Linked DNA regions of Homo sapiens: region 1 is linked to region 2. A link is a loop called in an ENCODE intact Hi-C map of the cell type or tissue named here. Cell type or tissue: IMR-90. All regions are shown on one strand.

Region 1 (2,500 bases), 90 kb after region 2:
GTCAGTCTGTACATGATATATTGGCAAACTCTAATTTGGCTTCTACTTTTCCATGAAAAATAAATACAAAAACCTCTAAAATTTTCCTTGTATACCTTTGTTTTGTTACGCCTTATACCTGTGTTGTGTTATGCACTTGACTCTAAAAGCAGCCATACTACTTTCTTCATAGGAAGACAGTTGCATCCATTTCCTAATCATTCTAGACTATCTTACTATAGAATTGCTAAATAGTGGGATCATAGCTAATTCTTACTGATAGACACCAAATTAATGCCACTAACTATCGCTCATATCACTAGCCTTCTTTTTATTTGCTACTATTTCTTATGGCAATTCCTTATTACTCAGTCTCTATCCCTGTTAGTTAGAGTTACCATTTGGTTAGTGGAAATTGTTATGGCAATTTGTATAAAAGAGTTGTGCTATATACTTTAACAGTAAATGTCATTGTGTCTAAAGAAACATTGTGCCAACTCTTAACCTGATGGGGGTTTTTTTCTGTGTTAGTTGTGCTTTCACCTCTGTCTTTAAATATAAAATCATTCCACCATTTTTTCCCTGTAATTGGAAGTTTCACCATGACAGTCAATTGACTGGCTATCAGAAGCCATGTGACTTATCTTATTCTGGGCACCCAAAACATATGCTAACATAAATCAGAAGCAGGGCGGTTGACATTAAAGAGTAAGGGGCAGAGTAGTCAAGGACTGGGCTATATTTGCATCCTAGTCCTGTCTCTTAGTAACCATGTGTTCCAGGACAAATTACTTTCGGCTTCAATGTTTATAATAATACCTACTTCTCAGGGTTGTCATGAGAATTATATAAGATGTGTGTAAAGTGCCTGGCATCTACCAGATGCTTAATAAATGGTAGCTGTTAGTACTGTTATTATTATTTCTATTATTAAACTCCCTACAGGGAGGAGGAGTGTTCTCTTGCTTTTTCACTTAGCTTTCTTAATGGAGCTACATACTGTACCATCTACTTCTCCCTTCTGTACAAATAGGTTTTTGTTTGTTTGTTTTAGAATAGGAATTTGCACTAAAATTAAATGGGCATTTTTATTGAAACACCTTGCAGGTTCATTTATACAGGGAGCAGAGAAATCCATATCCCTGATTCGAGGTGGAAGGAGTGAATATGGAGCAGCTTTGGCATGGGAGAAAGGGAGCTCTGGTCTGGAGGAGAAGACATTTTCTGAGTGGTTAGAATCAGTGAAGGAAAATCCTGCTGTGATTGACTTTGAGGTAAGAGTAAAAATTATTCCAGGTAAGAGATCTAAAGTAGTTCTCTAGCAGCCCAAATTGCACATCACACAATTTATTTTCCATTTTCTTCTCAGACAATGAAAGAAATGCCTTTCTTTAGTATTCATGCACAATGTACCTTTTTTTAAATGTTAAATTGCATGTCTAATGCGTTTGCTATTCAAACAAGCATTCAACAGTACAGTATTTAGAATTCCTAGCATGCATGAAACACCAGGAAATGGAACTTAGTGAATAAAAATGCTCAAACTTTCCTTGAGTAGTACTTTTTATTTTTTCATGTATACAATAAATCTGGTTTCTGTGTTCTTCTTGCAACTCCTTATTTGATGAACACTCCTAAGTCTTCATTTGTAGCTCTGTGAGATAAATGAGATTTTAGATCCATTTCTATTACTATTGATTGAATTTACCAGTTTTGTATTTGTTGTAATTACATTAAAAGGTGATATTTATTATTTATGGAATACTTTACCCACGTATCAGCCATATGCCATTTAGAACCTGTTTTCCCCCAAACATATCCATATTTTTAAAAGGCCTCCAAAGAAGCTGTTATGTTCATTTCATTTAAATGAAGATAAAAGGTTTCAATCATTATGAAAATAGAATCATTTGCCTGCAGCGTGAAGATGTGTTGAGCTCTACATGTTATGGGAGAAAAATGAGACCCAGCTGCCCCTCCGGGTACTTGCAAGTCATATTGCACTAGAAGGTCATTTCTTTGAGGTTTTATGATGTTAATAAAATGAGCACTGATTTATCATTAGCCTATTATTTGTTACTGTAATTCTTCCATTCATCCTACTGGCAAGTTTATTTCTTCATTTTCTCCCACTCCACATTTTCTCATCTAACTCCAACAAAAGCCAAAACTGTCCTGGAAAAAAAGAACATGGAAAGCTTCTCTTATCCTCTCTAAATTTTTTGCTGCTTGAATCAAATTTAATGAGGTTTCAGTAGAGCAGGAAAGAGTTGCCTAACTCTTGGTCACCTATCTCAGTGCTTTGATGCATGCATAGAATACTTAATAAATAACATGATATATAACCAAGTAAGCAACACCTCCCATGCTTCCTTCACAGTAAAATTGTAGGGAAGGTAAGTGCCATATACATCACACCTGTCCACAGGTAGAAGGCTTTTGCCTACTGGTTCAACAGGTGCAATACTATATTCTGCAATAATCCCTTTGAAGTGTAAAATTTTCAGGCTTTCCCTCTCAT
Region 2 (2,500 bases):
TTGGGTGAGTATCAGTCAGCTCACAGGTATGAGGAAACCACCTGAGGCCCAGCAAAGAACCACCCAAGAGGTTGGATTACAGGTGAAAACCACAGAGCTCAAACAAGGTTGGAGATGTTTATATTCCTACCAGCCAGAAAGGAAAAATCCCATGCATAACATAAATGAAGAAAAGTATACCAAGGGACTTCATAATCAAATGCTTAAAACAATTACATGTCATTCTTAACATATAATCAGATTTCAATTCAAGCCCATGCCTTCTTCCCCTCTTCAAAAATATTTGAAGAAGTTTATTCTGAGCCAAATATGACTCAAATATGACAGACCATGGCCTGGAACACAACCTCAAGAAGTCCTTAGAACATGTGCCCAAGGTGGTTGAGTTACAGCTTGGTTTTACACATTTTAAGGAGACAAAAGTTACAGGCAAAGACATAAATCAATAAATGTGAGGTATATATTGGTTCAGCCCACTCACATGCCAACGGTGGAGTCAAAGATTTTCTGATTGGCAATTGGTTGAAAAAGTTAAGATAAGGGGAGCTGTGGAAGCCAAGGTTCTTGTTATGTAGATGAAGCCTCCAGGTAGCAAGCTTCAGAAAGAATAGATGGTAAATGTCTCTTATCAGAACTTAAAAGGTATCAAACTCTTAAATTTCCCCTGAATCAGGAAAAGACCTGGAAAGGGAAGGAGACTCTCTACAGAAGGTAAAATTCTCCCAAAAGAGATGGCTTTGCAGGGCCATTTCAAAATACATCAAAGAATTACATTTTGAGGTAAAATATTTTTCTTTTCTTCAGGACCTGCTATCTGTCATTAGATGCTATCTATATCAGAATCAGGTTGGAGTTGGGTATCTCACTGCTACAAAGAGTCTGTCTTGTAGGTCTTATGGTCTCTATTTTAATGTTAGTGCTGGTCAGTTTTGCCTCAACTCCAAAGGGAGGGGTATAATGAGGCATAACTGACCTCCCCTCCCAACAAGGCCTGAACTAATTTTTCTTTGAGATCCTCTTGGCCAAGGAGGGGGGCCATCCATGCAGACTGGTGGAAGGCTAAGAATTTAATTTTTGGCTTACATCTTGTTTCCAGAATCTCTACCAGCCAAATGAGGTTAACATATTTCTTTGAATACACAATGCTCATGCTTTCCAATGCTTTAGGAATGTCTATTTATATTAGTTAAAATAGGGCCAAGTTTGAAAGTGAATCACAGAATATTTGCAAACCACCTTTAAATGGTCTTAGGTATCTGAATTTGCATATTACCTTAACAAATCTGTGTACACACATGTGGCCCAAGCATCTGGAAAAGATAGCCACGCTATAAAATCTTTTGCCATAAGGTTTACTTAGGATATGGATTTAGCTTCTTGCCTCTCTCCTTGAGTTTCATGCATTTACAGCCCCTTTATTTCCCAACCATATCTTTTCCCTTAGCAGAGACTTTACTTGCTTTTTGCTTCATGTTTCTAACCACAGATAAAATTTGCATTTCCCATATACCCAGCCTTGATGCAGAGACTCCAGCACAGTAAAATCCCTGAACTACCTAGTATCCCAGAATGAAAGGAAGGCACACGCAGCCTAGTCTGTCCTACATTGCAGCTTCAAGAAGAGCATTTGCAAAAATATATTTTGTATTTGCCTAGCGTCTGTCATTGTTTTAGCTCTCTAGCATCAGAACCCTTTTCTTAACTTGGGAGAAACTTCTTAGTGTAAGCATAAAGCTGAAAATTCGAAGACCTAGGTCCTTGACCTAAGATTCAGCTGTTCCAAACTTTTCTTCTAGGGCAAGGGACACAAAGAGGAGGATATCAGGAAGAATTCCCTTTGGTCATGACTACAGGGTTGGTGGCAACAAGATCAAGTTTTCAAGGACAATATGCCTGCCACACTAATAACAGCAATAGCATTCAATGTCTAGTGCCAGTGGTGCCAGTGATCCAACCTATTGCATCTGGTACTTGGTAGAAAATATATATATATATATGGTTCTGGGATGATTTGGGGTACAATTTCAGGCTGCCCCTATCCAGATTTTTCAGCCTGCTTGTTGTTTATTTGGACTACTCAACCTTTTCTTAAATAAGTTCCTTTTGGCCTGAATCAGCTGTTGTCAATTTATTTAAGAACTTGCATGTAAACCTGATTCAATGCATAATAACTAAAATACTTATGCCAGAGGCAGGAGAATAATATGTAAGATGGACCTAGAGTTTCAATTCAAAACTCAGAGATTCTAAATTTTATTATAGTTCTCCGCACTCAAGATGGGTGATTTGTGGCCAGTAATAAATCATCTCTGAGCTTCAAGGTCTTCAGATATAAAGTAGAGAAAATAATCTGATCAAACGATTGACAAAAAAAGTAATGTGTCAAATTATTTTCTTTATACCAAATTAAGATATTGAAAGGCTTTAAACATAGAATCTTTTCACATTACACTAAAATTATTTCTGGGAAGGTGACATCTCTTTCCTACTAAATAATAAA

The links. A loop is a pair of places that touch in the nucleus more often than their neighbours do. Peaks named below come from ENCODE experiments on the same cell type or tissue, not always from the same donor. Only the 100,000 strongest peaks of a DNase experiment are listed, where the experiment ranks them.
Region 1: a loop joins it to region 2, with 2.0 times the contacts of the local background. A loop is called at or near these places in 1 of 110 quality-filtered maps.

The regions. Positions count from the first base shown.
Region 1 is chr5:41,160,446-41,162,945 of GRCh38, reverse strand. It overlaps C6 (complement C6), which reads left to right. Exons shown (of 18, transcript NM_000065.5): 10 at 1,087-1,253. It overlaps LOC105374739 (a long non-coding RNA gene), which reads right to left. Exons shown (of 6, transcript XR_001742650.2): 6 at 1,530-1,633. Among named protein-coding and RNA genes, the nearest start is that of C6, 52 kb to the left of the region's middle. In IMR-90, no CTCF peak of the experiment used is centred here; a DNase peak (open chromatin) is centred at 1,475; H3K27ac peaks cover 817 bases.
Region 2 is chr5:41,250,844-41,253,343 of GRCh38, reverse strand. It overlaps a transcript of C6 not described here. Among named protein-coding and RNA genes, the nearest start is that of C6, 39 kb to the right of the region's middle. RefSeq lists an enhancer at 317-849. In IMR-90, no CTCF peak of the experiment used is centred here; a DNase peak (open chromatin) is centred at 1,133; H3K27ac peaks cover 452 bases.